2 separate regions of the Homo sapiens genome follow, and region 1 is linked to region 2. A link is a loop called in an ENCODE intact Hi-C map of the cell type or tissue named here. Cell type or tissue: breast epithelium. All regions are shown on one strand. Each heading gives the region's core, and the rest is flanking DNA. Links, peaks and the distances in the headings are about the cores only. Region 1 has its middle 36 kb from the start of CD164. Region 2 holds the start of LOC124901374 (a long non-coding RNA gene).

Evidence for each region. A loop is a pair of places that touch in the nucleus more often than their neighbours do. Peaks named below come from ENCODE experiments on the same cell type or tissue, not always from the same donor. Only the 100,000 strongest peaks of a DNase experiment are listed, where the experiment ranks them.
Region 1: a loop joins it to region 2, with 23 times the contacts of the local background. A loop is called at or near these places in 1 of 110 quality-filtered maps.

What each region holds. Positions count from the first base shown.
Region 1 is chr6:109,338,124-109,354,158 of GRCh38, reverse strand. It overlaps the pseudogene CCDC162P. Among named protein-coding and RNA genes, the nearest start is that of CD164, 36 kb to the left of the region's middle. In breast epithelium, for the core only: no CTCF peak of the experiment used is centred there; a DNase peak (open chromatin) is centred at 9,772; H3K27ac peaks cover 1,762 bases.
Region 2 is chr6:109,265,560-109,281,594 of GRCh38, reverse strand. LOC124901374 (a long non-coding RNA gene) reads left to right here and starts at 15,092. Exons shown (of 2, transcript XR_007059701.1): 1 at 15,092-15,451; 2 at 15,803-16,035. It also overlaps the pseudogene CCDC162P. In breast epithelium, for the core only: no CTCF peak of the experiment used is centred there; no DNase peak of the experiment used is centred there.

The DNA of each region.
Region 1 (16,035 bases), core at 4,998-12,997, 72 kb before region 2:
CTTGAAAGCCCTTGTGATCCCACACATACAAAGTGAACTTTGCTTCTTTTTGAAAAGGGCTTTTGCGGAAACATAGACATATAATACAATTTCACATTTTCAAGAAAGATGACTGCACAGAGATTGGTGAGTCAAGCAAATGGTGGACATTAGTAATGTGGCCCTCACTTGGTCAAGATGGTGTTTGGGTATCTTCCCAACCTGTCTTTCCCCCTTCTTAACTGCATGTTTAGAAATCTTGAAACTTTTGATCCTTATAACTAGACCATCAGCTGCGGAATTACACCATCGAATGACTTGGAATGGCATACTTTTCTCTGAAGGAATGATTAAATATTTTCCTCTTAATTTTTCATCAGGTAATGGGAAATAATTTTTTTTTTTTTTTTTGAGATGAAGTCTCACTCTTGTTGCCCAGGCTGGAGTGCAATGGCGCAATCTCAGCTCACTGCAACCTCTGCCTCCCAGGTTCAAGCGATTCTCCTTCCTCAGCCTCCCGAGTAGCTGGGATTACAGGCGCCCGCCACTATGCCCAGCTAATTTTTGTATTTTTCATAGAGACAGTGTTTCACCATGTTGGCCAGGCTGGTCTCAAACTTCTGGCCTCAGGTGATCTGCCTGCCTCGGCCTCCCAAAGTGCTGGGATTACAGGTGTGAGCCACCGTGCCCAGCCAGGAATTCCTAAATGTGTTGATTAGATATGTGAATCTCTAGAAGGGATTCTGAAAGAAAATGCAGCAAAGAGTAAAATACTTATTAAAGCAGTAGAGAGGAGGCAGTGGAAGAGGAAGTATATGTTGTTTTACATAAACTAAAAACTGAAACATTTTACGAGTTCTTCAAATACATGCTAATCTGCATCCCAGGAATTTTCTTGGAGGGTAGATTTCTCACGTGTTTTAAAATGACTTCCGAAACTTATTTCTGCTCTGTTGGGGAACTCAGATAAGGAGTCTGATGCTGCTAGTTAATTGTTGAAGATGATTGGGGGAAAAAAGAAATTCAGAGATGGAACACAGCAAGGTGTTGGTACTGATTCCACACCCATTTATTGACTTGTAATTTAGAAGGTGCTGTTATAGGATTATTTCAACATCAGAATTTTCTTATCCAGATTCAAGGCATCTACATAAGCTCCTGATATATAATTTTTCTAATGTAAGTCTGAAGTGACCCAAAAACCATGAAATCAAATTGTAAGGCTTTATTGTTTAATGCATGTAATCAATCTTATTATTACTTACAGTCTGTGGCCTTTGAATCCATCTTGTTATTTTACTGCCTTTGAGATTAGTCTTTAAAAAGCGTTGCTGGGAGTATCTGGATGATGTGGAAGCAGAAGTTGGGGAGTATTGAGCCTGGGATATAAGGTCTATAAAGTTAAAAATGTTAAATTATATCTCTGGTTGCAATGGATAAACCTAGATTATTTTGATTTTTTATTTTTTTGAGAGTGGGGGCCTCACTCTGTTGCCCAGGCTGGAGTGCAGTGGCACGATCGTAGCTCACTATAACCTCAAATTCCTGTATCTAGATTTAATTCATAAAATTTAGGGCTTAAAATTGGCATCTAACTCAGCTTATTTTTCAGCTTCATCAATTTTGAGCAAATGTGTCAAAACTTGGAGAGAGTTTTTTGCCCAATAGTCGCATGACCAAGTAAAAGTGAAGGAGGTGACAAGAGACTTGGACTGTGGTAGGTAGAAGCGGATAGACTGAGAGCTACTTAAATTAGTAGGAGTTGAGAATTAACCAGATTTGCAGGGTGACAAAGAATAGCTCCCAAATTTCTGGCTTAAGCAACTGGATATTTGGCACTACCATTTGCTGAAAGAGCATCTCCCCCACCCCAAAAGTAGGAAGGGAGAAGGATAGGAAGACGGGTTCCATTCCTGTTGAACTTGTGAGCCTGAGACACGTGAACGTAGACATTATTCACTGGACATATGGGTCACTGGATATAGGGGTCTACAGCTCAGAGGAGAGTTTTGAGCTGCAGATGTAGACTTAGCAAACAATGATTAAAGCTGTGGGAAATATGCAATTATTTGGAGACAATGTGAGGTGAGAGAAGAAGGGGCCAGAAAGATCCCTGAACAACTTCAGTGTTTAGAGGTTGGATACAGTAGGAGGAACTAGAAAAGGAGGAGATAGAAAAAGCAGCCAGAGGAAGAGGAAAACCACAAGGAGCAGTGCCAGGAGAATAATTAGGAGAAGGGTGTGGTCAGCTGTTTCAAATGCTGCTGAGACATGAAATCAGTGAGAACTCAGTGTCCTTTGGACTTGGAGACAGAAGTGAAGGTGATCTTGGCAAGAGCAACTGCAATGAAATGGTGGTAAGAAAAATCAGATTGCTGGTGGTGGTGCAGAGACCTATTCTTGGCCCCCAATTGCAAATCTCTCCTCTCTTCTTAGAAATAGACCTCACATTTTTTGTTCACGGCATCCTAGAATAAAAACTACATTTCACAGTCTCCTTTGTGTGGTCTTGGGGCTAAGTGCTGGCCAATGGAATGTACGCAGAAGTGTCACAAGTGACTTCCAGGAAGCATTCTTCAAGCTTCAAGGGAGGGGTGGGCCCTTTTTGTTGCCTTCCTCCTTCCTATTGGCCAGAAAGCGTAAGCATCATATTGGACCATGAGGTAGTGAGGAACATTTGGAAGCCACAAGTTGAGAATGGCAAAACCTGAGAGAAATTAAGTGAGGTGAATCACGAAAGTGAGTATAGGCAGCTCTTTTAAGAAGTCTGACTGGGAAGAGAAAGACCAGCAGCAGGGGAAGGAATATGTTGTCAAGGCAGTGGGGGCGGGGGGAGCTATTTTACAGTGGATTTTATGATCCTGGCACATACATGATCAATAAGTAATTGTTGGTTGCAAGATTAGAGGGATGCATGGATGGGAAATCCAAGTATGTAGAAAAGAAGCAGCTAGTTCAAGGCCCCTGAGAAGGTAGCAGCAGATGGGCCCTTTACATAGGGATTGCCCTGGGGAAGAAAAGGGACATCCTTTCCATGTTCACAGGAGGGAAGGAGAAGCAGCAGAGTACAGATGTAGGTAGGCTGGGAGACAGGGAGAAGATGGCATTCCTGTCTGAGGGTTTCTAATTTCTCTGTGAAGTGGGAGATGAAAGGATGAGGTGTTGGGGGGAGCGTATGAAGATCTGAGGAGACAAGGCAGATTTAAAACAGTTGCTGCAGAGAGGAGGAGACAGCGAGCTGACCCAACCCTCAGCTCCAGTGGAGAAGCAGGTAAGCTGGGCCTAAGCCAACCAGACATCTTAGTCTGTGGCTCCACTAATTTGTTCAAAATTGGCAACATGACCCAAGTCAGTCCAGGCAGAGCCCAATTCTTTTTGACTGTCCCATCTCCATACCCTGCTCCTGCCATGCTGAGCATGAACAGAGACGGAAGCTACGGAGGTGGCTGCCATCTTGCTTCCAAAGAGCCTTGCTTCCTTTCTGCTCCCAGCCTCCTCAGAGCCAGAGATGGAGAGAGTGAAAGCAGTCCTCATGAACTAGGTCAAACCTTGATGAAGCTACCTTTAGCCAGGCCTCCTCTCAACATTTTACAGTTTTATGAGCCAAGTGATTTCATTTTTTCTTAAGCATGTCTAAAATAATTGATTTAGAAAAAAATCTTCATTTCTCAGGAGTTGCAAAATCCTAGGGGAATCACGTTAATGGCAAGGAAAGAGAGCTCGCCCTTTGAGTGCACCTATGCTTCCAACATGGGAGGCAGGAATGCTGCCATGGCTGCTGCTGCAGAAGACCCCTGGGTCACTTTGAGACTCCAGTTGGGCAACAGCGGAGGAAGGAGGAGTGGGAATATGGCTGACTTTTACTGCTTAGCATTAACAGTATGGTGATAGCTGACTGTGCCCTCAAACCCCTCCTCTCCCTGCACAGGGAAACAGAAGAGGGCTGAGGCCCGGGAGTAACGTCTACCTCTACTTCCTGGGAAAGAAGTTTGCTTCCCACTCCTGCTCCCACCCCAATCCTGGGAATTAGGGTCTCCCCCACCTGCCTCGTGCCTCATTCTGGTTCTCCTTCACAATAGGCAGGTGTTGGAGGATGTGGATGGCAGTTCACTAGGACGCATTATCCCAGGAAGGGATTAGAAAGATGCTTGGCTAAGCTGCAGGCAGAGGTGAAAGGGAGAGAAGGAAAAAATCCCCTGGCACATGGAGAAGACAGTGTAAGGTACCGAACTGCATAGGGTCAGGTGCCAAAGTAGGGCCCTTGTGTGCTCTTGATGCCCTTTATGTTGGGGCTGGGGCAGCAGCAATAACCAGTAGCTGGGGCAGGGGACACCAGCTCCCAATGTCAGGTCCAGGCAGCAACCCAGAAGCAGGAAGGAGGGCCCTGTGAGCTTTACTGCCAAGTCCAGCTCTGCTCTTAGTAAACCCAAAGTAATTTCATCTGTGACTCTGTGCTCCTGAAAGGCTGTTTGCTCAGCTCATTCACGCTGGAAGGTAGCCAAAAGGAAACACAGATAAAGGGCTAAACACATGTATGCAAGTATAGTAACCAACACTTGCACAATTACTAAGTGCCACTATACTAAGGTGTCAAGACAGGAATTATTTCATTTAATCTCAGAGCAAGCCTTTGAGGTGAGTATTCCCATTTTACGGAGAGGCTAATTAAGGTCTGTCTAAGGTCATGTGGCTAGCAGTGACAGAGCCAGAGCCTGAATTCTGGCTGTTTCACTCCAAAGCCCATATACTCAACTATCAGGCTATGTACAGAACAGGAAAGAAGAGACATGGCCAATCATAACAACAGGCCAATCATGGTTAGTGATATTTGGTGATATTTCTAATAGATCTAGAAGAGAACTTAGAATGTATTTAGTCCTCATCTTATAGAGGAGGAAGCTGGTTTAGAGACATCCTGGGGTCTGGTCTCAGCTCCATGCTGCCTGCACTGCTCAGAGAGCTATTTTGATTATTTTCAAGGACACCCCAAACCCCCAAGCATTAAGATGTCTCAAAATCCAATGAACTGGTTCTGGGACCAGTTTTTTTTTTTTTTTTTTTGTGTGTGTGTGTGTGTGTGTGTGTGTGTGTGTGTGTGTGTGACAGAGTCTCGCTCTGTCATCAGGCTGGAGTGCAATGGCACCATCTCAGCTCACTGCAACCTCCAACTCCCAGGTTCAAGCAATTCTCCTGCCTCAGCCTCCTGAGTAGCTGGAATTACAGGTGTGTGTCACCACACCCAGCTAATTTTTGTATCTTTAGTAGAGACGGGGTTTCACCATATTGGCCAGGATAGTCCCAATCTCCTGACCTCGTGATCCGCCCACCTCGGCCTCCCAAAGTGCTGGGATTACAGGCGTGAGCCACCGTGTCCAGCCAAGACCAGTTTTTTATGACTGAAACCTTTTAGTGTTGGATGTCAGTACTCCAAGGTACTAAAGTAGGAAGTTTTGACTGTAAATCAGAATTAAGGTTTATCCGTTTATGTGTCATTCAACAAACATTGTGGAGGACCCACTCAATAACCACTGGATAGTTACTGATTCGGTCCCCCCTGAGTCTCTGAGACCCTCCTCAGTTCAGACCCCAGAGACTGGGAGGGTTTTCTAGCCAGAGCAGGGGTTATCCTTACCGCCTGACGAGCCCATGGGGACAGCTGACCGCTGGGCATCGTGAAGCTGACCCTGCAGCTCCTCTGCACGCTGGAGAGCATCCAGCTTCACACTGCGCTCCTGGGCAAGCCGGCTTCTCATCTGAGGGGAAAATGAGAAGCAGAGATTCTTTGTGCTCACTTTCATTTCCTCAGTTCACAGGGGGTTCCTAGGGAGAATGGGTGTCCCAGGCTACCCTGCAAAGAGAACTGGCTCTTAAAGTCCTGATTAGGCTGAACTCAGCCTTCTGAGAATCAAGAACTTCAGGAAGACCAAGAACTTAACCAAAAAGGAACAGTCCGTGGAATCCCTTATACCTTATAATAGCTAGGAACTTATTCACAAGGTTATATCTTTCATGTTTATTTCATCAGATAAGTAGAGGAAGAGGGGAGGGAGGGCCCAGTGCACACAGGGCCTTGGAGGCCTAGCCACTGCATCTACAGTGAGGACCTGTCAGAGCCCCTGGACAGTTTCAAACAGAGGAAAGACTTATCTATCTCCTAAATCTCTGCTCTCAGCTCAGCATCTGCCGGGAATGCCCTGTTCTGACAAGCCCATCTCCAGAAGCAACCTTTGTATTGACTTATATGGCTCTCCCCGTGCACGGCTAGCCCACACTCCCCAGCCAGGCAGTGCCCAGGTCCAAAGTGTATCTCATCTGCACAGATGACAGGTGGTTTTGCTTTTTCAATTTATAATCTCCTAATTGTTTTTACTTGTAGAAAAGTAATATATACTATAGTGGTTTGAAGAGTACCCCCCAAATTTCATGTCTACCTGGAACCTCAGAATGTGACCTTATTTGGAAATAGGGTCTTCGTAGATGGACTTGTTAGGATGAGGTCATACTGGATTTAGGTGAGCCCTGAATCTAATGACTGTTGTCCTTACAAAGAAGATAGGATAAGGATACAGAAACTCAGAGGAGCACATAGGAAGAAGGCTCCATGATGACAGAGGCAGGATTGGAGTGAGGTAACTACAAGCCGAGGAATGCCAGAGACCAAAATGTGACTAAGAAGAGACATGGAACAGATTCTTCCTCAGAGCCTCCAAAAGGAACCAGCCTTGCCAGCACATTAGTTTCAGGCTTCTGGCCTCCCGAGCTGTGAAGGAATACGTTTTTATTCTATTAAGCCACCCAGTTTGTGATAATTTATTAAGGTAACTCTAGGAAATGAATACACGTGCTAATCTCAAGCATTCAGCCATGTGTATTGTACATCCCACTCCGCCTATACAGACCCAGCCAGAAGGCCCCTGCATAGTATTGCCCTAAATGTTAAAGTGGGCTCTTCCTTATGTCGGGGGGCCCCCAAGCATAGTTTAAATTTCAGAAGATTACCAGAGCTCCAGAGTTAGGAAAACTTCCTAATATAAAGTAGGTCCAAAGCCCCTCTCCATACTGTAGGGATTTGTGTAGGATCCTCATTCCCTACGGGCTGGTGCCAAGGAAACATATCAAGATTTCCTGAGCCAGGCTGGCACTAGGAAACCTAAGAAACACCAGCAAGGAAGCGTGCTTCCTCAGGACCTCCTTGTGTTAGGTCACTCACCCCAATGTCACAGAGGCTGGTGAAGTGACTTGCCCAAGGCCACACAGCCAGGATTTGAGTCCAGGTCTACCTACCTGTTTCCAAGGCTGTCTACCTTCACATTCCCAACAAAAATATAAACAGCCAACATTTACTGAGAGCTATGTATCACACCGTGATTTTGCTGTTGTTTGTTTTGAGACAAAGTCTCTGTCATGCAGGCTGGAGTGCATTGGCACAATCTTGGCTCACTGCAACCAGGTTCAAGTGGTCCTCCCACCTCAGCCCTCTGAGTAGCTGGGACCACAGATGCACACCACCATCCCTGGCTAATTTTTGTATTTTTTGTAGAAACAGGGTTTCACCATGTTGCCCAAGCAATCCTCCCACCTTGGCCTCCCAAAGTGCTGGCATTATAGGAGTGAGCCACCGTGCCTGGCCTGTTTATTTTTGTTAATTTTTTACTTTTTATTTTTTAATTTTATTTTTTAGAGACAGGGTCTTACTCTTTCACCCAGGCTGGAGTATAGTGGCATAATCTTAGTTTACTGCAGGCTTGAACTCCTGGGCTCAAGCGATCCTCCTGCCTCAGCCTCCCAAGTAGCTGGGACTACAGGCATGCCTGTTTTAGGCCTGGTTTTAAGGGCTTTATTTAAATTACCTAATTCCCTAATTTAATCATCCCCCAAATTCAGTGAAGTGAGTACATTGTTTCCATTGTAATGATGAAGAAATCAAAGCATAGAGAAGCCACAGACCTTGCCCAAAGCCACACCGCTGGAGGGCCAGCGGTATGAACCACTCAGTTCCACTCCAGGGCCTGTGCTCTAAATCACTGGTCCCCAACCTTTTTGGCACCAGGTACCGGTTTCATGGAAGACAGTTTTTCCACCGGGTGGGGACAAATGGTTTCAGGATGAAGCTGTTCTACCTCAGATCATCAGGCACTAGCTAGATTCTCATAAGGAGCAGGCAACCTAGATCCCTCACATGTGCAGTTCACAATAGGGTTTGTGCTCCTATGAGAATCAAAGGCCTCCGTTGGTCTGACAAGAGGCGGAGCTCAGGCAGTTATGCTGCCAACTGCTCATCTTCTGCTGTGCAGCCCAGTTTCACAGGCTATGGACCCCTGCCGGTCCACAGCCTGGGGGTTGGAAACCCCTACTATAAGTGACCTCAACCAGGCGCAGGCAGCAGGTTAGGACACTGAGGCTCTCCGAGGTCAGACAGTGAATTATCTGCCCATGGAGTCAGAGGCCGGAGATAGATTAAAGAAGCCACTTCTGGCTGGAAGGGGCCGGGGGGTGAGGGTGGGGGGCTCGGGTCTTGCTGGCTGAGGATTGCTGTTTAGAGTAGGTAGGCGCAGGGACACTTGAGCTGTCAGGAGAGCTGGAGGTGTACTCTACAAAGGGCCAATGGCTTATACGTACATATGGTAAAGTGCACATTTGTTGAGAGAAACCTCAAAATATTTGTTTTGACCACCTCTAGAATATCTGCCATGAAACAAATAATTAACTAGAGAAAACCTTGAAGAAATGAATCTACGAACTTCCCTGTTTTTGTGGTGGCTTTTAGAAAAGCATGATTTGTAACACAAAATTGGGATGCCAAAGTTTTCTTATAGGTTGAGTCATATTTTTGTTTACTTTTCAGGCAATAAATATGAAATTCTAATTTTTATTCTAAAGCTACTCATTTTCTCCCCCCATTTCTATATATTTTCTTTAACTCAATTCAAATTTTAATCTTTTTTTGTCATTTTTGTAGATAGAATTCTCCTTATTGATCTCTTCCTTGAGCACTTAATTGACCAGGGGCCGGGTGCGGTGGCTCACGCCTGTAATCCCAGCACTTTGGGAGGCCAAGGCAGGCGGATCACCTGAGATCAGGAGTTCGAGACCAGCCTGGCCAACGTGGTAAAACCCCGTCTCTACTAAAAATACAAAAATTAGCTGGGCATAGTGGCTCATGCCTGTAGCCCCAGCTACAAAGGAGGCTGAGGTGGGAGAATCACTTGAATCTGGGAGGTGGAGGTTGCAGTGAGCCAAGATTACGCCACTGCACTCCAGTCTGGGTGACAGAGTGAGACTCTGTCTCAAAAAAAGAAAAAAAAAAAAGAAACACTTGACCAATAATTTGTCTTTCAATTTCCATCTCCTTCTATCTCTGATGAATGAGTTCAGTGATTTGCTCATTCAATGGATATGTGTGAGGTGCCTGCTTTGGAAATTACTTTTTCCTTTTTTATTGAATTACATTGTTTTCTGCTTTGTTGAAACTTGTATTAATCCACATCTACATTCTAGTATTATTCTCTTCTATTTCTTTGTTGTTAGGTGTAGTTAACAAAATACATTGGATCTGCAAACCACTTTTGCCTTTCATTTTTGTCTCTGCAGTTCCTGAAACACTTGAATAAAATCTTCTTGTCATAGCCTCCATTAACACTTGCTGCTTTTCCAGGTTACTGCTTGGAATTTTCTAAAAGATTCCTAGTTCAAAGATGAGAGCTGGGTAGAAACAGGTTTTTCCAGTAGGTTACAGGGGTGCTGAGATTCTGAGCCCTGAGGCAGCCAAGCCACCATGGCCTGCCCAGCAATCCCTGTGGTGTGGGGAGACACTGTGGGGAGAGTTGCTACCATTCTCCTGGGCTGCCTATAAGTGACAGAGGTTGAGAAATACTGTTGTGGGGGACAGGAGAGAGGCATGGGCACGCAGGGGAAGGATGCAGCAGCCCTCGCTGGGGCACCAGGTGCACTCTGGTTGGACACTCCCTCTTACTGAGGTTTACCTGGTGGAGGTCCCTCTTCATTTTTTTCTGCTGCAGTTGGCCCAGCTTAGAAGCCCTCTCAGCCTCTTTGCTAAGGAGCTGCAGTTGCTGTTCTTTTTGCCCCACATCTTCCAAGAGCTTCTCCATCCTGGATGTTTTCATAAAATGCAGCTGCTGCTGGGTGAGAGCTTCCTGGGTCACTCTATGTTCTAACTCCTTCAGCAGTTGAGCCTGTGGCAGGAAAACGCCAAAAGAAAGGAGAAGGCAGGGAGCCTTTCTTCCCAGCAGAAGGGGGGAAGAGGTTGGAAAGCATAATAACCATCCCCTCCTTTGGGGCTCAGGGACACAACTACATGGTGTATTCCTGGGCTCTAGAAAATGCGGCCCAATGATTCTGTCCTGTGCTAGCCAGAGCACCAGGATCTAGCCTAGCCTGGCGTTTACACTGTGAGCCCTGCAGTGACAGTCAGAGGGAAGCAGAACAGACACCAAAAGCCAGGCATGCGATCACGCCACTGTACAGCAGTGCCAGGGCAAATAATTTGGTCTTTTAATACCCAGATTTGATAATATGTATGTTAGCTTACTAACCAGATAATCATATCTAGCACAAACAACATTTACATTGTCGTGGAGCCTTTGTCAGGAGGTAGCCGTGGAAGCGTTTAACACCAAGGAGATGGGGCCATGCCATACACACAATGGGCGAAGAAAGGAGGTTCTGATTTAGGCTCTGTTTTCCCTTCCAAAAATCTGGGGAAGTCAGACTCTAGATAGTTAAAGAAGGATAAGGGTAGAAATAATTTCGTTCTGTTCCAAAGTTTTTCTAATAAGTATTATCCTAAGTACTAGATGGTCAATACTTAATTATTATTCATATCTGTATGATGACTTTACAGTTTATAATGTACTTTACATAGTTAACTCATCTGATGCAGAATCATGGAGGAATTAGGGTCCAAGATGAACAAATTAAATTTCATGCTTTAAATACGCCTAGCTTTCCCAGGCTGTTACTTTAACTCAGCTGTTCTCACTCTAAACCTAGAGTCCCCCTGCTTCATTCATGCCCAGAGGGTTGGCACAGTAAGGAAATGCTTAGGCTTAGAATGCCTTTATTTTGGTGCCGGCCCCTATCGCGCAGCAGTAACTTCTGAAAGTGAGACACAGTATGGATCACTGGGAAAGGATACAGTCTCGCATGGGGGATAATACTACAAGGCTGGACCACACTCTACTTGCCAAGGATTGTTGTCAACTGGAAGCGTGCTTGCCCCATGAAAGCCTGTGTTCAAGGCAGAGGCCTAGATCCCAGGATCCCAGGACAGCCTCTAGCAAAAAGATCCTCAGAGAAATGGACACACACACACACACACACACACACGTATGTGATAATGATCTTGCTTAGGAGTAATATTTTCTCAGCCACATGAGTAAGAACAATAGCCTTTTGGCCACCGCCCTTGGTTTCTGGGCTGGAGAGGAGGGAGGAGAAGGGAAGCCCAAGTCCAGGCTATCTTTTCCTGGCTGTGCCATCTGTGTGGCTTCAGGCTGTGGTGCTCTGGTGACTGCTCCTGACAGCCACAGCACCAAGTGTGGTGGCCACGTTCAGCTTTGCAGAGTTAACTGCAAAGGGAATGAGGAAGAGGCTCTGAGGTTCAGATACCTGGCTGTCCTGCTGCTTCCACATCCTCGCGCTGTCAGCCTGTGCCCTGGCCAGGGCCTGCCTGAGAGCCAGGACCTGCTGACGAAATAAACCCACTTCTCGCTCTGCCATCAGCTTGATGCGCAAATACTCTTTTTTACTTTGAATAGATTCCTGTAAATATCCCAAACACAGTAAGATAGGAAATAGGTTTCCTTTCCAGATGTTTAGTTTCAAAAGCAGTATCTAAACCACTTTCCCATCCATTCTTCTTTCAAACTTCCGGTAGAAGGGAGCTCCTGCTAGTCACTGCTTCCATGATTTTATTTTATTTTATTATTTATTTATTTAGAGATGGAGTCTTTCTCTGTCAACCCAGCCTGGAGTACAGTGGTACAATCTTGGCTCACTGCAACCTCTACCTCCCAGGTTCAAGCAATTCTCCTGCCTCAGCCTCCTGAGTAGCTGAGACTACAGGTGCCCACCACCACACCCGGCTAATTTTTTTGTATTTTTAGTAGAGATTGGGCTTCATCATGTTGGCCAGGCTGCTCTCAAACTCCTGACCTCAGGTGATCTGCCCACCTTGGTCTCTCAAAGTGCTGGGATTACAGGCATGAGCCACCATGTCCAGCCTGCTTCCATGATTTTAATTCAGAAGAGGGTAACATATGAGAGTAAATACTTTCAGAAACAGGATGTGAAAGTTTCCAAATAGCTATCAATATGAGCTTTGGACTCAATTTACCTTAAAGCAGATTTCTCACTTATTATTTTGTGACTTCATTTTCCTCAGATACTCATGTATGAAACCCAAAGATATGCGGTATTTTGACAAAGCAGCCTCAAGGCCTTGGTGAAGCCTTTCCTCCATCTTTTCACTTCCTTCCCTTATGCTGAATTCTCTGATCTGTTTTTTGTTGCCCCCTTTGCTTCTGCCCCCTTTCTGTTTCTCCTGAAGTTCTCACATGGCCTGTTCCCAGGAAAAATCGCCAACCGTCGGGTCCTTCAGGATGGTTGGCCCTACCACCTGACACCAGTGCCACTCACAGCTACAGTGACACCATGGCAGCTGCAGCCATGGAGGCTTGGGATCAGCCATCCTGGGGACTGTCTGGGTCTCCCCCACCAGAGCTCACCTTCTCTGTCCTGCTCAGCTGGGCCTGGAAGCACGCCTGCTGCACAGCCAGCCTCCAGCGGCCCAGGCTCCTCACTTTGCACACCAGGTTGGCCAGGCTGCAGTTGTCCTGCTCCAAGGCCCACAGCTGTTCCTGCTAAGAAGGCTCATTTTCAGGAAAGGCTGCCCCCAACATTTTCATAGGAAGGGCACAAACCCTAACATCAGAAACATGCCTTCCAGAAGATGACACAATTGTGCAGTGCGTCCCTGTGCCCCCTTTAAAATGCCTGATGCAATGCTTTCTCAGGGAAATCAGGCTGGAATGCTAACAGGGTGAATGGTAGAGTCAGATGCTAGGATGAAACGCTGATATCCCATTGCTAAATGAAATCACATACTTTGGCTGGGTTTTCTTTCATTCCTTCATCGGGGCTGGCAGAGCACCATTTTTTCTTTAGGTCCTTCATATTGTCAATCCCTTCTGTTCTCACTTCACCGATGAGCTCACACACTTTCTGGATCAAATTAAGCTGATTATCATCCAGCTTCTCCTGCAAATTGCAGAATCAAGTCAAGGAAGTAAAATGGATTTGGGTAGTGTGAAGGGTAGTTGAAGAAAAGCCATTTTGCCTTCTACAACTTAACTTTTGTAAGTAATTTCACATTAAGATATCACCTCCTCAGACAATTATTCTGACATGTACTATAAGGAAGTCACACTTAGCAGCCCCCTGAGTGCTGTCTTTTATTCACAGGGCTTCATCTTCTGGACACCAGCACATCTTAGATTGTGCCTTCCTTGTCAACACCAAGGCAAGCTGAGCCAGGAGGATAGTGGAAGGTCACACAGGTAGAAAACCTGCTGACCAAACTGCCCCTGGTAAGAGTTACTTGGGAAGCTGAACCAAAGATTTTTGCTGCTATGTTGACTCACAGTAGAATGTGAGCAGACAAGACACTGTAGATGAGCCACTCCTGAGGAGCTCTGTTAAATATAGATAAAGTGGAGGAGGGAGTCAGGCTGGCTGCCTTCCTATTTAGGATCTAGCAGAAACCCCATTAGGAAATATTCCGTTCTGAATGGCTTCTGGCTAAATGGCTTGTGAGGAAACAGCCTGATCAATGGTAAGTACGACTGAAGACCCAGTGCTATGGACTGAATTGTGTCTTCCTCAGATTCATATGTTGAAACCCTAACCAGCAATGTGACAGTATCTAGAGATAGGATCTTTAGGAGGTAATTAAGATTAAAATGAGGATATAAGGGTGAGGCTCTATTGCAATAGACTGTGGCCTTATAGGAAGAGGGAGAGAGAGAGACCTTTCTTTTTCTCCCTCTCTCCCATGTGAGGACAGTGAGAAGGCAGCCACCTGCAAGCCAGGAAGCATGCCCTCAGCCAGAAGCAGACCACACTGGCACCCTGATCTCAGACTTCTGGCTTCCAGAACTGTGAGAAATATACTTTCTGTTGTTTAAGCTGTGCAGCCTATCATATTTTGTTATGGCAGCCTGAGCAGACTAAGACACCCAGTGTCTCTGGGGTGAGAGGTAGGGTAGGGGTGTCCTCTCACTTCTAAACCACTTCCCTGGAGAGGAAGGCAGGAGGAGGGTGCCCAGCTGGGAGCCACGGAGGGAAGCCTGGCTCTGGCCACACAACACAAGCTTTAGCAACTTCGTGGGACCCTGGAATATAACAGGGATTCCCTACTGTAGGAGGCTTGGTGGAACTACTTCAGCCTGGGAAACAGAGAGAATCTACTTTTTAACTGGGAATCTGGCAGAAGCTAAAAGGAACTTAAGACATTTCTCAACAATCTCACACCTGAAAGATGGCTTAGCAAATTCCAGCTGTCACTGTCTGCCCATCCTTCTCCTGCAGCACCAGACCTAATACATTTTGGGTTCGATCCCTTAATATGTGTAAGCATTTACACTGCAAGTAAGAGGAAATTCTCGCTGGAATGACCAGGCCAAGGTGAGTACTGGTGGAAGCTCCTGTTAACCTAACAACCCTCAGGGCCATTCTGCAATCCCTGGGGAGAGACTCAAGGACCCAAACGGGGCTGGCTTTGGGGTGTATCCAATAGCAGGGAAGGGGACAGGGTTGGGGGAAGCTGTGGACTTGCAGGTGGTAGGTTGCACTGAAATTCACACTGGTGAGTCAGCTGGACCAGTCTCCCTGATGGCCCATTTTAGGCTTGGGGCATCTATCTTATGGCTGTGCAAACATCACATGAAAGCGATTGGCTTCCACAGTGCTGCGGGTGCATGCGTACCCCATCACTTCTGCAATGGGTCTTTGCTGACAGGTCAGCAGTTTGCTGACATTGAATGTGAGAGTGAGGCTGGCAGGCATTTTGAGGGTTGGAAAAAAATGTGGAAGCTGATTCAAATTCTGAATGTGTCCAGGGAGTTCTCCAGAGGCACCTGCTGCTACCTACGTAAGGTCCGGCCTGGCCCAGGCACTGTAGTCTGGAAAGTCACACTAACAGATAAAATGGTGATAGAAACTGGGGAGGTGAGGGACTGTGGGGAGCAGAACACTCTGTCCTCCCAACAGCAATCAGACAGTGACAATAGCAACTGTCAATAGAGGGTAAAAGATAGACTTCTATATTATCCCCAAATTCAGTGTCTATCGTGGTTAATGACAACCCATTGCTGACTCTCTTTCTGCAGTGAAAGCTTAGAGCTAGAAAATTCTTGGGCCTAACAATCTCTTGTTACTACAAAGCCCATTATTCTGTCATCGATCCCTGGGTGTGCAGCCACCATGGGAATCCGTTACACTCGGCTACCCAATGGGTGGCCCAGATGTTCAACACGGGACACTTACTTTTATGTGTAAACAGGTCTCAAACAAAGCTCGGACTAATGCTTCATATTCTTCTTGGACTTCTTTTCTAATCTGCTTCTTGAGATTCAGATTCACTTCTTCCAAGTCTGTGAGTTGGGCTCTCAGAGTGGTGATTTCCATGATCATATCATGACTGAGCTCTGCAATCTAGAAGCATGAGAAAATGTGTGTGTGTGTGTGTGTGTGTGTGTGTGTGTGTGTGTGTGTGAGAAAAACAATTTAGGAGTTTCAAACTGCTACTACAAAATAGTTTCTTATAGATCAGTATTGAATTTCACTTCTATTTTAAACCTAATGAAGAGAGTGAACATTCTGCTAAATAAATGTGGGCAGAAGAATTTAAGGACAATTCAAAGGTCCCAGAACAGTGCCAGACACTGACTGGTGAATAAGTGACCCCAGAAAAGCCACTACATAGGCCCTTTTCAGTTAGAGAAAAATACTTCAACTGTCTTGGCCTCCATTTCCAAA
Region 2 (16,035 bases), core at 3,982-11,981:
TAACACCCACCCACCCCCCATCACATGGGGCAGTGAGAGGACTCCATGAGTCCACCTATTTCTATCACCTAGCTTACTGCCTGCCTGGGCCACAGAAGCTGCTGAATTAAATCATTAACTCCCTGACCCACCACCTACACTCTCCATTCCAACCATGCCCAGTATTCATACTCATCTCTATCCTCAGTTGCTTCCTCTTGTCCAAGTCTCTTCCTACAAATGTGTTCACATTTTTTTTTATTCTTTAATCTTCCTACCCTTTCAAGTTTCTTCCTCAATTCTTAAAGAGCTACTATGGCCTGAATGTTTGTGTCCCTCCAAAACTCGTATGTTGAACTTCTAACTCCAAAGTGACAGTGTTTGGAGATGGGGCCTTTGGGAAGTAATAAAGTGTAAATGAGGTCGTAAGGGTAGGGCCTTAGTCTGACATGGCGCTGCACTTATAAAAGAGGAATAGACACCGGGGCTCTCCTTCACTTGCTTCCCACCTGTCCATCCTTTAGTGTGAACACACAGTGTAAGGCAGCCATGTACAAGCCAGAAAGAGAGCCCTCACCAGAAAACAACCATGCTGGCACCCTGATCTCAGACCTCCAGCCTCCAGAACTGGGAGAAAATAAATTTCTACCTCTTAGTCCATGGTATTTTGTTATGGCAGCCCTAGCAGACTAATACAAGAGCAATAAACACACACTCCTTCTACACATCTATCAGCCTCTTCTTGCTCCTTTACTCTGGCACTCTAGCTTTCACTCTGACTTCATTAGCAGAACTGCTCTCAGAGTCAGCAAGAAGTTTTTGTGGCCTCATTTTAATCCCTACCCTCCGAATTTTCTCTCTACATTCAAATCTATTGGATTCCTTCTTCTTCTTCTAAAAATAATAGCTTTATTGATACATAATTGACATTCAGGAAACAACACATATTTAAAGCATTCAATTGGATTAGCTTTGGCATATGTACTCAACTGTGTAACCATCATCACAATCAAATTATGACCATAGCCACCCTTCCCACCTTACCACTTCCTTAAGCAATCACTGCTTGGCTTTCTGCAACTATAGATGAGAATGCATTTCCTAGAATTTAATATCCATGGAATCATGCATTATATGCCCTTTTTTGTCTTCATATTATTGTGGATATAAATATTTTACTTCTTTGTGTTGCTGAGTAGTACTATTCTGTCGTATGGATACACTACAATTTGTTTATCCATTCACTTGTTGATGGGCATTTGGATTCTTTCCAGTTCTTGGCTATTATGAATAAAACTGCTATAAACATATTGTGTAAAAATGTTTGTATAGACATGTGCTTTCATTTCTCTTGGTTAAATACCTAGGAGAGGAATGGCTGGATCATATGGTAAGTATATCTTCAATTTTTTTAAGAAACTGCCAAACTGTTTTCCAAGGTGGTTGCACCATTTTGCATTGCCATTAGCAGTGTGTGAGAGGCCCGGGTCCTCCACAACTTAGCCAACACTCAGATGGTCAGTCTTTTACATTTTAACCATTCTAAAGGGCATGTAGAGGTTTCTCAATAGGGTTTCAGTTTGCATTTTGCTAACGACTAACAGTGTTGAACATCTTTTCTGCTTATTTGTCATCTGTACATCTTTGGTGACTTTTTCCTTCTTGAAATGTTCTCTTCCTTTGGCTTTGGTGGCAGTGCACAATTTGTTCTCCATCTCTTTCCTTTCTTACTCCCTTCCCTTTCTTCCCCTGCACTCTTTCATTGTCTCCATCATTTATTTCCCCTTATGATGTCATCAGTCCTCTTGTTGTTTCACACTTGTAAGAGAAGCAATGTGTGTGTGTATTACAGTATACCATTTTATAATGAAGTAGTCACAAAATGCATTTTAGTCAAGAGTCATAAACACATCCTAGAAGATACAATGACTGAGTTGAATCTTGGAGGCAAAAAAATAAAATGGGAGGGTGGGATGTGGTAAAGTAAGGTTAAAATTTTCTGAGAAATATGAGTAGAAGCAGAGAGACATGAAATAGCACCAAATGTTTAGGATACTTCAAATAGAGGGCAGGAGAAGTGACAGAATAGAGGGCTGGGGTCAGGAAGTGAAGGTCTTGCATGCCTAGCTAAGGAGGTTGAGTTTTGCTCTTTGATCTACAAGAAGCCACTGAAGGGATTTAATCAAGGAGGCATAGTTTCTCTGGTCACTGTGTGGAGGATAGATATGGTTGAGGGCAGAGGTAGTGGTGCAAGGCATGGACCCAGAGGGATGGAGGCCACTTAGAAGGCCATTATAGTCACACAAGTGAGATAATGAGAATTTGAACTAAGGCAGTGAGGATGGAGAAGAGGGGCCATATTCAATAAATATGTAGAGTGTGATATTGGCAAGAGGTAGTGCTTGATTGATCTAAAGTAAGAAAGCCAGAGGAGTTGAGGACAATACCCACATTTTAATCCTTTCTGACGGCTGGGCACAGTGGCTCATGCCTGTAATCCCAGCACTTTGGGAGGCCAAGACAGGTGGATCACCTGAGGTCAGGAGTTCGAGATGAGCCTGGCTGACATGGCAAAACCCCATCTCTACTAAAAATACAAAAATTAGCCTGACATGGTGACATGCGCCTGTAATTCCAGCTACTTGGGAGGCTGAAGCTGGAGGATCACTTGTACCTGGGAGGCAGAGGTTGCAGTAAGCCAAGATTGCACCATTGCACCCCAGCCTGGGCGACACAAGCAAAACTCCATCTCAAAAAAAAAAAAAAATCCTGTGTTACTACTCAGGTGGTGCTACCTTAACCAAGAATAGAAATACTAGAGAATTAGATGGGAGAAGAATGAGTTGCCTTTTGATACCGAGTTGAGGTGTTTGTGGGATATCCAAACACTATCTGTGAAGCATTTAGATACTCTAGTTTGGGGCTTGGGAGAGAGGTTCCATGAAGAGATGTAGATTTGAAAGTTGACAGTATATTGGAGGTTTTAAACCTCAAGAGTCGATGAGATCACCAAGGGAGAATATGAAAGGAGAGAATAGGAGTTCTAAAAAGAAGATCCAGGAAAACACCATCATGATAGAGATGGGTAGAGAAGAGGCCCCCAACTCCAGGAAATTGAGAAGGAAGAATCAAAGATGTAGAAGAGATCCAGGAGAGAACGGAGTCACAGAAGCAGAGGAAGAAGAGTATTGAGGACAAGGGAGTGACCAAGAGCATTAAATGAAGGAAAGTAGTCAAATATAACATCTTAATAATGTTCTCTGGATTTAACAATTGAGAGGTCATTGCTGACTCTAGTGAGAGCAGTTTCAGGGGTGTAGTGGAAGAGCAAGCTATATTACAATGAAAGGATATAGAGCTAGGGGGTTAAAGAACATCCTTTCAATAAACCTGAATAAGAAAGAAAGGTCATAATTAGGGTACTGGCCAGAGAAGCACATAGGATTCAGTTAAGCTTTCTGGAGAGGATGAAAACAATCTAGCCTGCACTTAAGTGGAATGTGGGAAGTACCTGTAAGTGGAAAGAGGTAATGGAGAAAAACACTGGAAGTGCAGTAGGGAAAGAAGATAACCAATGAATCAAGGCCTCAGAAAAGGAAATGGATTGAGAATGTTGGTGGGAGGCATTGAACTTGACTGGGAAGAGGAACACTTCACACTCTGTGGCTGGAGAGAAGCATGGTAGCAGGTGTAAGATACGTTTGAAGGGTGTGCATTTGAGGGTGGCAACCTGGTAGGAATCTTCAATCTCACCCCAAGCCTGTGTGCTGCATGCATTCCAACAATGCTGCTCACACCCATCCCTCCCGCTCATCCCCACAGCTGCACCCATGGCTCAGGACTTCACATCTTCTCGCCTTTTGGTCTCCCTAACTTACCTTTCTCCCCTTTAACCTGTCAAATGCAGTGAATATTCCTAATGAGAATCTCAGGTCAGGTCCTTCCTTAGCTCAAACACTTTTAAGTGTGAATTCAGCAATCACTCAACAAACGGTACTTATTATTTGCCTTTGTGTCTGTCTACAGCATTTTAAATCTCCAATAAGTGTGAATTCAGCAATCATTCAATGAATGGTATTTCCTACTTGTCTTTGTGTCTGTCTACTAGGCAGACACAAAGACAAAAAAATATACAAGGAGCCGTCCTTATAGTCAGTATAATGTGGAAAACATAATTGAACTACAAATGATTTTATATGTAGAAAATATAGTAACTAGTGATCTGAGAGACTAGGAAAAGGCTCTCTAGGGAGATGACACCTGGGCCGGTTCTTTCAGGGCACCCACATTATAGTCCTAGCCCACCTTCCCAGGCTGTTACCCTAATGCCTCCCTACCCTTCCCAATGCTGCAGGTCTTTCCAGGCTATCACTTTCCCACCTTCCACCCCTGTCCTGTGCTCCTGTCCAGTATCTTTTAACATGTGCTCCTTGGATTGATCTTAGGAAGTGACTTATAAGCTCTTAACCTTCACTTCAACCAGAACAGCCCCACTTACATCTGTTTTATATACTGGTATTCTTTATAAGATCAAATTGACTGAGTAAAGGATTCTCTATGTCAACTGTGTATGAAAATCATAAGTGGTTATCAAGTTGGGCTTCTCGTTTTTTCCTGGTCCCCATTTGCCCTTTCTGTCTCCCATGCCTGGGTATCTGAAGGGTCTTTCCTCTACTCAGAATGATCAAGTGGTCATCTCTGCCTGCCAAAAAACTCATCCTTCAGGGTTTTCCCAAATGCCCCCTCTCTGTGCTGCCCTTCCTGTTTTCCCAGATGTGTATTCTCATTTCTTTAATCTCCTTTTGTATGGCTTGTTGAACCTCTCTGTGCCTTTGTCTTTGAGCCACTTGTGGGCCTACCCCCCTTAAACACACCAGCCTAGAGGTTCATCAGGGTCAGGAATTGTACCTCAGTATTATCTTATGAGCCTAACTTACAATAGGCACTGAATTAAGATTTTGGGGGGTTGTATTTTTAAAAATCTATATAACTCACTCTATCCCTGTTTTTTGCAGCAGGTGATTTCTATGGGACAGAGTATTTGGCAGTAGAAGTATTTAGCATTCAATATTGTTGCCATACCCATAAATTTGTACTTTCCTATTAATATGAAGAGTACAGGCCAGGTATGGTGGCTCATGCCTATAATCCCACTGCTTTGGGAAGCCAAGGAGGGAAGATTGCTCAAGGCCAGGAGTTTGAGACCAGCCTGGGCAACATAGCGAGATCCTATCTCTAGAAAAAATTTAAAAATTGGCAGGACATGGTGGCACACACCTGTGGTCCCAGCTACTCGAAAGACTGAGGTGGGAAGATCAATTGAGCCCAGGAATACGAGGCTGTAGTGAGCTATGGTCACACCACTACACTCTAGTCTGGGTGCCAGAGTGAGACCCTATCTCTGAAAAAAAAAAAAAAAGAGAGAGTAGAAATGGGTAAATAGAGGTAGATAAATGTGATAAGGGGTTAATGTGGTGAGCTGAGTAGAATCCATGAGGCTTAAAGAATGTTTGAAACCATCTGGAAAGTTGATTTCTTAAAACCATATTTAATTTTACATGTAAGTTACATTCACTAGTATATACACAAAAGAGAATTATACAGTTGCAAAAAAGGGAAAACCTCTATGAACTGATTTGGAGTGATAACCAAGATATACTGTTAAGTGAAAAAAAACAAAATACAAAAAAAAAGTATATGTAGATAAAATCCAACCCCTTCACAATAAAAACATTCAACAAACTTAGAATAGAAGGGAATGTCCTCAACCGGATAAGAGGTATTTATGAAAAACTAATGCTAATATCACACTTAATGGTGAAAGGTTGACGGTTTTCCCCTAAGAGTAGGAATAATACAATAATATCTACTGTCACTACTTCTACTCAATCTTGTATTGGAGGGTCTAGCCAGAGCAATTAGGCAAGAAAAGAAATAAAAGGCATAAAGATTGGAAAGGAAGAAGTAAAACTATCTCTACTTGCAGATAACATAATCTTGTATATAGAAAATCCTAAGAAATACTACGAACACACACATACATACACACAAACACACACCTGTAAATTAGTAGAACCAACAAACTGGCTTTGTAAGATTGCAGGATACAAGATCAATATACAAAAGTCAATTTGTATTCTAATATACTAGTAATGAACACTCTGAAAATGAAGCTAAGAAAAACAATTCAATTTATAATCATGTTAAAAGGAATGAAATATTTTGGAATTAATATGTAACAAAAAAGGATAAAAGTTGTACCCTGAGGACTATAAAATATTGTTGAAAGAAGTTGAAGAAGAACTAAATAAAGGCATACCTCATTTTCTTGCACTCAGCTTAATGCAGATATTGTGTTTTTTACAAGTTGAATGTTTGTGGCAACCCTGCATTGAACAAATTATTGGCACCAATAGCATATGCTTACTTCATGTCTCTGTCACATTTTTGTAATTCATACAATATACAATATTTCAAACTTTTTCATTATTATGTCTATTATGGTGATCCGACATCAGCGATCTTTGATGTTACTATTGTAAATGTTTTGGGGTGCCATGAACCACACCAAATAAGAAGATGAACTTAATAAACGTGTGTGTTCTCACTGCTTCACCGACTGGCCATTCCCCTGTCTCCCTACCTCTCCTTGGATCTCCCTATTCCCTGAGACACCCTATTGAAATTAGGCCAATTAATAACTCTACAGTGGCCTCTAAGTGTTTAAGTGAGAAGCAGAGTCACACGACTCTCACTTGCAATCAAAAGCTAAATATGATTAAGCTTAGCAAGGAAGGCATGTCAAAAGCTGGAATAGGCCAAAAGCTAAGCCTCTGGTGCAAAACAGCCAAGTTGTGAACGCAAAGGAAAAGTTTTTGAAGGAAATTAAAAGCGTTACTCTAATGCATACAAGAACGATAAGAAAGGAAAATAGCCTTATTATTGATATGGAAAAAGTTTTAGTGGTCTGGATAGAAGATCAAATCAACCACAAAATTCCCTGAAGCCCAAGGCTAATCCAAAGCAAGGTCCTAACTCTCTCCAATTCCTTGAAGGATGAGAGAAAAGTTTGAAACTAGCAGAGACTGGTTCATGAGGGTTAAGGAAAGAAGCCATCTCCATAACAAAGAAGTGTAAGGTGAAGTGTGGTAAATGCTGATGTAGAAGTTGCAGCAAGTTATCCAGAACATCTAGCTAAGATAATTGATAGAGGTGGCTACATTAAACAATAGATTTTCAATGTAGACAAACCAGTCTTCCACTGAAAGAAGATGCCATCCGGTATTTTTATAGCTAGAGAGGAGAAGTCAATGCCTGGCTTCAAATCTTCAAAGGACAGGTTGACTCTTTTGTTAGAGATTAATGCTATTGGTGACTTGAAGTGGAAGCAAATGCTCATTTACCATTCCCCAAATCCTAGGACTCTTAAGAATTATGCTAAATCTATCCTGCCTGTGCTCTGCAAATGGAATAACAAAGCCTGGATGACACCACATCTCTTTACAGCATAGTTTACTGAACATCTTAAGCCCACTGTTGAGACCCACTGTTCAGAAAAAGAGATTCCTTTCAAAACATTACTGTACATTGACAGTGCCCAAGAGCTCTAATGGAAATGTACAAAGAGATTAATGTTTCTATGCCTGCTAACACAACATCCATTCTACAGCCCATGGATCAAGGAGTATGTCTTGTGTTTCTGTGTCGTATTGTGAAGTCATTATTAAGAAATACATTCCATAAGACTATAACTGCCATAGATAGTAATTACTCTAATGTAAGTTTGTCCAACCCATGGCCCACAGGCTGCATGAGGCCTAGAATGGCTTTGAATGCAGTCCAACACAAATTTGTAAACTTTCTTAAAACATTATTTTTGCATGTTTTTTTGCATTTATTTTGCAGTTTTTTTGCAATTTTTTTTAAAGCTCATCAGCTATCAGTAGTGTTAGTGTATTTTATGTGTGGCCCATGACAATTCTTCCAATGTGGCCCAGAGAAGCCAAAGATTTGGACACCCCTGCATAATGGATCTGGGTAAAGTAAATTGAAAACCTTCTGGAAGATTTATCATTCTAGATATCATTAAGAACATTCATGATTCATGAGAGGAGGTCAAAATATCCACTTTAACAGGAATTTGGAAGAAGTTAATTCCAACCCTCATGGAGGACTTTGAGGAGTTCAAGACTTCAGTGGAGGAAGTCACTGCAGATGTGGCAGAAATAGCAAAAGAACTAGAATTAGAAGTGGAACCTGAAGATGTAACTGAATTGCTGCATTCTCGTGATAAAACTTAAACAAATGAGGAGGTACTTCTTATGGATGAGCTAAGAAAGAAAGCGGTTTCTTGAGATGGAATCTACTCCTGGTGAAGATGCTGTGAACATTGTTGAAATGACAGCTAAGGATTTAGAATATTACATAAAGCACAGTTTGAGAGAATTAACTTCAGTTTTGAAAAAGTTTTACTGTAGGTAAAATGCTATCAAACAGTATTACATGCCAAAGAGAAACTTTTCATGAAAAGTAGAGTCAATTAATGTGGAAAACTTTATTTTGTCTTATTTTAAGAAATTGCCAGAGACCCCTGGCCCCCAACCTTCAGCAACCACCACCCTAATCGGTCAGCAGCCTTCCATATCAAGGTAAGACCCTCCACCAGCAAAAAGATTACAACTCACTAAAGGCTCAAATGATTATTAGCAGTTTTTAGTAAAAATATATATTTTTTCTTTTTTTATAACTTAATATTCTTTGGTCTGCAAGTGAATAATGTATATTTAATTAAGGTATATGTACATTGGGTTTTTTTAAGACAAAATGGTATTACACACTTAATTGGCTACAGTGTAATATAAACATAACTTTTATATGCACTCAGAAACCAAAAAATTTGCATGGAACCGTCTGGAACCAAACCTACAACATCTCCAAGGTGTGTCTATAAATAGAAAGCCATCCCATGCTCAAGAATTGGAAGACATAATATTGTTAAAATGGCAATCCTACTAAAATAAAATAAAATGGCAATACTACTCAATCTATAGGTTTGCTGCAATCCCTGTCAAAACTCCAACTTACTCTTTTTAAAGCCCCCAAAATTGACAAGCTGACACTAAAATTCATATGAAAATGCAAGGGACTCAAAATAGCTAAAGCAAACTTGAAAAAGAAAAACAAATTTGGAGGGATTATGCTTCATAATTTCAAACTTTCTACAAAGCTACAGTAATCAAAACATAGTAGTACTGGCATAAGAACAGGCATTTAGATTAATGGAATAGAATTGAGAGTCCAGTTATACATTCTTAACATTTATGGTCAAGTGTTTTTTTTTGCAAGGGTTCCAGGACAATTTAATGAGGAAAGATGAGTCTTTTCAACAAGTGGTTCTGGGAAAACTGATTAGCCGCATGAAAAGAATAAAGTTGGATCCCTACTTCCCATTATATAGCACAATTAAGTATAAATGGACCCTAGACCTAAATGTAAGAGTTAAAACCATAAATCTCTTAGAAGAAAATATAAGAGTGTTTTCATAACTTTGGATTAGGCAATGGTTTCTTAAATATGATGCCAAAAGTACAAGTAATGAAATAACAGATAAATGGAGATCATAAGACAATCCGTAGAATATATTTGCAAATCATATGCCTTATAAGGGACTTGTATTCAGGATATCTAAAGAACTCTTACAACTCATCAATAAAAAACCAAAACATCAAATTTTATAGAAAGGCAAAGGATTTAAATAGACATTTCTCTAAAGAAGACACATAAATGGTCAAGTCAGCAAATGAAAAGATGCTTAAGGTCTTAGTAAATAGGGAAATCCAAGTCAAAACCAAAATGAGATACTACTTTACTTCTACTAGAACAGCTAAAATAAAAAAACAATAACAAGTGTTGACAAAAATGTGGAGACATTGGAACCCTCATACATTGCTGATGGGAATGTAAAAAGCGCAGCTACTTTGAAAAACAGTTTGGTGGTTCCTCAAAATGTAAAATATAAAGTTACCATATAATCTGAGCAATCCAATTGCTAGGTATATACCCAAGAAGATTTAAAAATATATGTCCTCATAAAAACCTATACGTAGGCCAGGCGTGGTGGCTCACACCTGTAATTCCAGCTCCTTGGGAGGCTGAGGCGGGCAGATCACGAGGTCAGGAGATTGAGACCATCCTGGCTAATACGGTGAAACCCTGTCTCTACTAAAAATACAAAACAGTAGCCAGGCGTGGTGGTATGCACCTGTAGTGCCAGCTACTCAGGAGGCTAAGACAGGAGAATCGCTTGAACCTGGGAGGTGGAGGTTGCAGTGAGCCGAGATGGCACCATTGCACTCCAGCCTGGGCGACAGAGCAAGACTCTGTCTCAAACAAGATGAAACAAAACAAAACAAAAAAACCCTATAGATAAATGTTCATGGTGGCATTATTCCTAATGCCAAAAAGTAGAAACAAATGTGGTATATCCATATAATAAAATATTATTTAGCAATGAAGAAATGAAGCACTGATACATGCTACGGCACAGTTAAATTTTGAGAATATTATGCTAAGGGAAAAAATCCAGACACCAAAGGTCACCTGTTGTATGATTCCATTTATATACAATGTCCAGAATAAGCAAATCTATAGAAACAGAAAGTAGATTAGTGGTTGCTAGGGACTGAGGGGAGGGAGAAAAAGTAAGTAACTGCTAATGGGTACAACGTTTCTTTTGAGAGTGAGTGATAAAAATGTTTTGGAATTAGGTAGTGATGATGGTTGCACAATCTTGTGAATATACTAAAAACCACTGAATTATATACTATAATATGGTGTTTGTTTGTTTGTTTTGAGAAGGAGTCTCACTCTGTTGCCAGGTTGGAGTGCAGTGGCACGATCTCAGCTCACTGCAAACTCTGCCTTCTGGGTTCAAGCAATTCCCCTGCCTTAGCCTCCCGAGTAGCTGGGACTATAGGCACGTGCCACCATGCCCAGCTAGTTTTTTGTATTTTAGTAGAGATGGGGTTTCATCATATTGGCCAGGATGGTATCGATCTCCTGACCTTGTGATCCACCCACCTCTGCCTCCTAAAGTGCTGTGATTACAGGTGTGAGCCACCATGCCCAGCCTGTGGTATGTTTTATATCACATGAATTATGTCTCAATAACCAAAAAATAAGAAATACAGAAAAAAGTATAACTGAAAATTAAGAAATCCAATAAGGATTTGGTCATACATTGATTCACAAACAGGAAACAAGGAAAGGAAGAAAAAAGGAAAGTAAGGAAGATAAAGAGATAGGAAAGAGAAAGTAGGGGGCAGGGGAGAAAGAAAGGGAGAAAGGGAGAAGGGAAAAAAGGAAGGAAGAAAGGGGCAGCCTGACATTAGCTGGTGGAGGTGATGAGATGCCTCTGGCTTCTCTGTCATGCAGGCTGACCTTGACATTAGCAGGACAGCTCCCTTGAGGGGTGCAATAGAAGTACACCTGCTGGACAGCCGCCATCAAAGCATTTTTCTGAGCAGCTTGGCATGCAAGAGTCACCTGCATATTTTCCACTCCTGAATGCAGCAAAAGCTAAAGGAAGAAAATATGAAAAATATTAGGAATGTCTTGCATAAAGAAGTGAGTTGAGGGTTGAAATCACCACTTATTCAACATGTAAATATATGAATCAAACTCCCAAATGAGCTGGGATGCTTGCTACTCAGCCATAAGACTGAATCTGGTCTCTCCCTAAGCAGCATTTCATTCCAAGAAGGCAGCCTCCAGGCTTGATTTGCTCTATAGCTGGACACCATGAGATTTCACCAGTGGTCAGGAAAAGATGAATAGGCTCTGATGAACTAGCAAACATGTGCTCAGTGGCAGGCTCCTGTAAGCCAAGATTAGATCGACATTTTAAAAATACACATATAGAAGCAAAGAAATCCAAGTAGCAGATAAAAAATAGCACCAGGTTTAGAAAGACCAGATAAAAGCTCCAATAACAAATGTATATTTTTAAAACCTTATGCAAAGATTGTTCACTACATGTGAACTTCTTTTTTAGTACCTAACAGAAGTTATTATAAGTGGTGTTGCAGTCTCTATGGTTCAAACCAGGCTAATGTGCACATCAAATAAGGCAAGGCCATCATTATGGTTTGAATGTGTCCCCCAAAAGTTCATGTGTTGGGAGGTGATTGGGCCATGAGATTAGAGCCCTCATGAATGGATTAATGTCATAATCGTGGGAGTGGATTTCTTTCTCGAGAGAGCAGGATGTTATAAAAGCAAGCTTGGCTTGCTCTTGCAGTCTCTTTTGCATGTAATCACTTGCCCTTCTGCTTTTCTGCCATGTTATGATGCAGTGCAAAAGCTCTTGCCAGAAGCTGCCACCATGTCCTTGGACTTCCCAGCCTCCAGAATCATGGACTATCGGGGAACCTGCCCCGATAGTCACGTAGGTTCTTTTCTACTTTCCCTAAATGTCAGCTGGCTTGAGAAATAAAGGGACAGAGTACAGAAGAGATAAATTTTAAAGCTGGGCGTCTGGGGGAGATATCACATGTCGGTAGGTTCCGTGATGCCCCACAAGCCGCAAAAACCAGCAAGTTTTTATTAGGGATTTTCAAAAGGGGAGGGAGTGTGCGAATAGGTGTGGGTCACAGACATCAAATACTTCACAAAGTAATAGAATATCACAACGCAAGTGGAGGCAGGGCAAGATCACAGGACCACAGGACCAGGGTGAAATTAAAATTGCTAATGAAGTTTCGGGCACCATTGTCATTGATAACATCTTATCAGGAGACAGGGTTTTGAGAGCAACTGGTCTGACCAAAATTATTAGGCAGGAATTTCGTCTTCCTAATAAGCCTGGGAGCGCCATGGGAGACTGGGGTCTATTTCACCCCTGCAGACTACAGACCATAAAAGACGGGCACACCTAGGGGTGCCATTTATAGGCCTATACCTCCAGGCACGTATTCTCTTTCCCAGGGATGTTCCTTGCTGAGAAAAAGAATTCAGCGATATTTCTCCCATTTGCTTTTGAAAGAAGAGAAATATGGCTCTGTTCCGCCCGGCTCACCGGTGGTCAGGGTTTAAGGTTATCTCTCTTATTCCCTGAACAATTGCTGTTATCCTGTTCTTTTTTCAAGGTGCCCAGATTTCATATTGTTCAAACACACATGCTGTACAATTTGTGCAGTTAATGCAATTATTACAGGGTCCTGAGGCCACATACATCCTCCTCAGCTGACAGGATTAAGAGATTAAAGTAAAGACAGGCATAGGAAATCACAAGGGTATTGATTGGGGAAGTGATAAGTGTCCATGAAATCTTTACAATTTATGTTTAGAGATTGCAGTAAAGACAGGCATAAGAAATTATAAAAGTATTAATTTGGGGAACTAATAAATGTCCATGAAATCTTTACAATCCACATTCTTCTGCCATGGCTTCAGTTGGTATCTCCGTTTGGGGTCCCTGACTTCCCGCAACATCGGACCAAATAAACTTCTTTTCTTTATAAATTACCCAGTCTCAGGTATTTTGTTATAGCAAAAGAAAATGGACTAAAACAACCATTATTATTATTTATGAAATTGGAAGCTTTTCTTATATATGGAAGCTAAATTTATATAAAGTATTATGTCTTCTTAAAGAAATATGTGAGCAAATTGCTTTATTTTACTTTCATTTGCTTTTAAAAAATAAATTGTTTACCTTAAGAATGGCTTCCTTTGTGTAAAAACTAAATTTGCCAATTTGGTTATCATCCACCTCAGAGATGGCTAAGACAAGAGCAGTAGGAGAATATCTGCAACAAAAAATATGAAATTGTTTTGATGTAATATGCAACTAATCAAGAGACACCATTATGATGGAACAGGATGTCATGATCAGATCAGAAATGTCAATAATAATAGGAAATGCAACTTTTATGCAAGACTTGATATTTCCACTGAAAGCTATAAGGGCTCTGGGATCTTTTCTGTCCTTTTTGGACTTGATCTTTCTGTAGTTTGATTATGGTGACCACCCCATAGCGTTGGAAATTATTTTCTCTTGATTACCATTACACTACTCTCTCCCGTTTTTCCTCTTACCTTCTTTTTTTTTTTTTAAGCAAAATGTTTTTATTTATTCAAAGTACATATATAGTTAACTGGGCATCAAAGGTGTACCAAGTGACTTTTTTTTTTTTTTTTGGAGTCAGAATCTTACTCTGTCACTCAGGCTGAATGGCAGTGGTGCAATTATAGCTCACTGCAGCTTTGAACCCCTGAGCTCAAGCAACTGTCCCACCTCAGCCTACTGAGTAGCTGGGACTACAGACATGCACCACCACACCTGGCTCTTCTCACCTTCTTGACCACACTTGTTTAGGATCCCTCACTGACTCACTCCTTTGAGCACCCCCTAAATGTTGTCCAATTCTCTCTCTTTCCTATGGGTCCAACAGCTATCTAAATATTCTTTACAGCCATTTTTCCACCTTGAGACTTGGTACTTTGTCCATAACTATGAGACTTTGTCAAGTAACTTAATATCTATCAATCTTTCTTTCTTCATCTGTAAAGGGGATATCACCTATCTCACATGGTTATGGCAAATATTAAGAGGGATAATATGCATGAATGTGCTTTTTAAAATGTAAGTAACTATACTCATATTTGATCCAGTTGACCTTCCATATCTATGGGTTCTGCATCCATGGATTCAACTAATTGCAGATAAAAAATATTTGAAAACACAAAATAATAAAAAGTAATAATACAAAAATTAAAATAATACAAATAAAAACAATGTAGTATAATGACTATTTACATAGCATTTAAATTGTATTAAGTATAATTATAAGTAATCTAAAGATGATTTAAAGCATAAGGGAGGGAGTGCATAGGTTATATGCAAATACTATGCCATTTTATATAAGGCACTTGTGCATCCTTGGATTTTGGTAATATAAGGAACTTGTGCATCCTTGGATTTTGGTAACCGAGAGGATTTTAGAACTGATCCCCCACAGACACTAAGGGACCACTATATATGTTGTTGTTATAATGGCACTCCAAAGTGGCAACTTTAAGGAATTAACATACATAAAATAAATATGAATTCAATACACAAGTTCTTTGGATGCATAAGCCTTCCCTTGGTAATGCAGAAGGCTTCCTTATCTTGCGGCATCTCTAGGTCATCACCTGGAGGACCAATCACAGACCACAGAGCATCGGCCAGACCACAGGGCATTTGGGCAGTTTGTGCTGATTGGTGGATTCTGACTGAACAAAAATGTGATGCCCTATTTTCACAGCAATATAAAACACCAACCAAGGAGGCCCTTGAAGAACCAGAAAATAGCTTGGCTCCAGATGGTTTTTTTTTTTGTTTTTTTTTTGCCAATTGGAGACCCAGCATCACCTAAGGCCTGACCATACTTCCTGCCTTGGCTTCTGTGAACATCTCTGTATCCTTACAGTAAATTCTGTTTTTGGCTTAGCTAGTGTGACAGGATAGAGCAGGGGGAGGTTTTGCCCCCAGGAGATATTTGACAATGTCTGGGGACATCTTTGATTATAGAACAGTGTGTGTGGGGTGGGGTACTGGAATACTACCGGTATCTAGTGCGTAGAAGTCAGAAATGTTGCTAATGAACCTAAGACACACAGGACAGTCCCCCACAACAAAGATTTCTTCAGCCCCAAAGTTTAGTAGTGCTAAAATTGAGAAATCTTGGGATATTGTATTCTATCATCCTAACCCCCTCATTCCACCCCTGCTCTGTGGAGTCTTTTAGGATATTAACACTCAGCATTCTATTTTGAGCAGGGATCTGCATTAGCGAAACAAAGGTGCCGGTTGCCTCCTTGGAGTCACCTTTTTCCTTCCTTGGCATGGAGCCAGTACCAAGAATCTCCAGGGATAGAGGTGGGACCCTATGGGGAAAAGCAGATAGCAGAGAAGGAAAGAAGAGGAAGACAGAAGTTTCTCCTCCCACACGTCAAAGGTTAATTGTGTGAGAACAAAAGAAGATTCCTTCCCCTGACTGAGTAGACTCACCA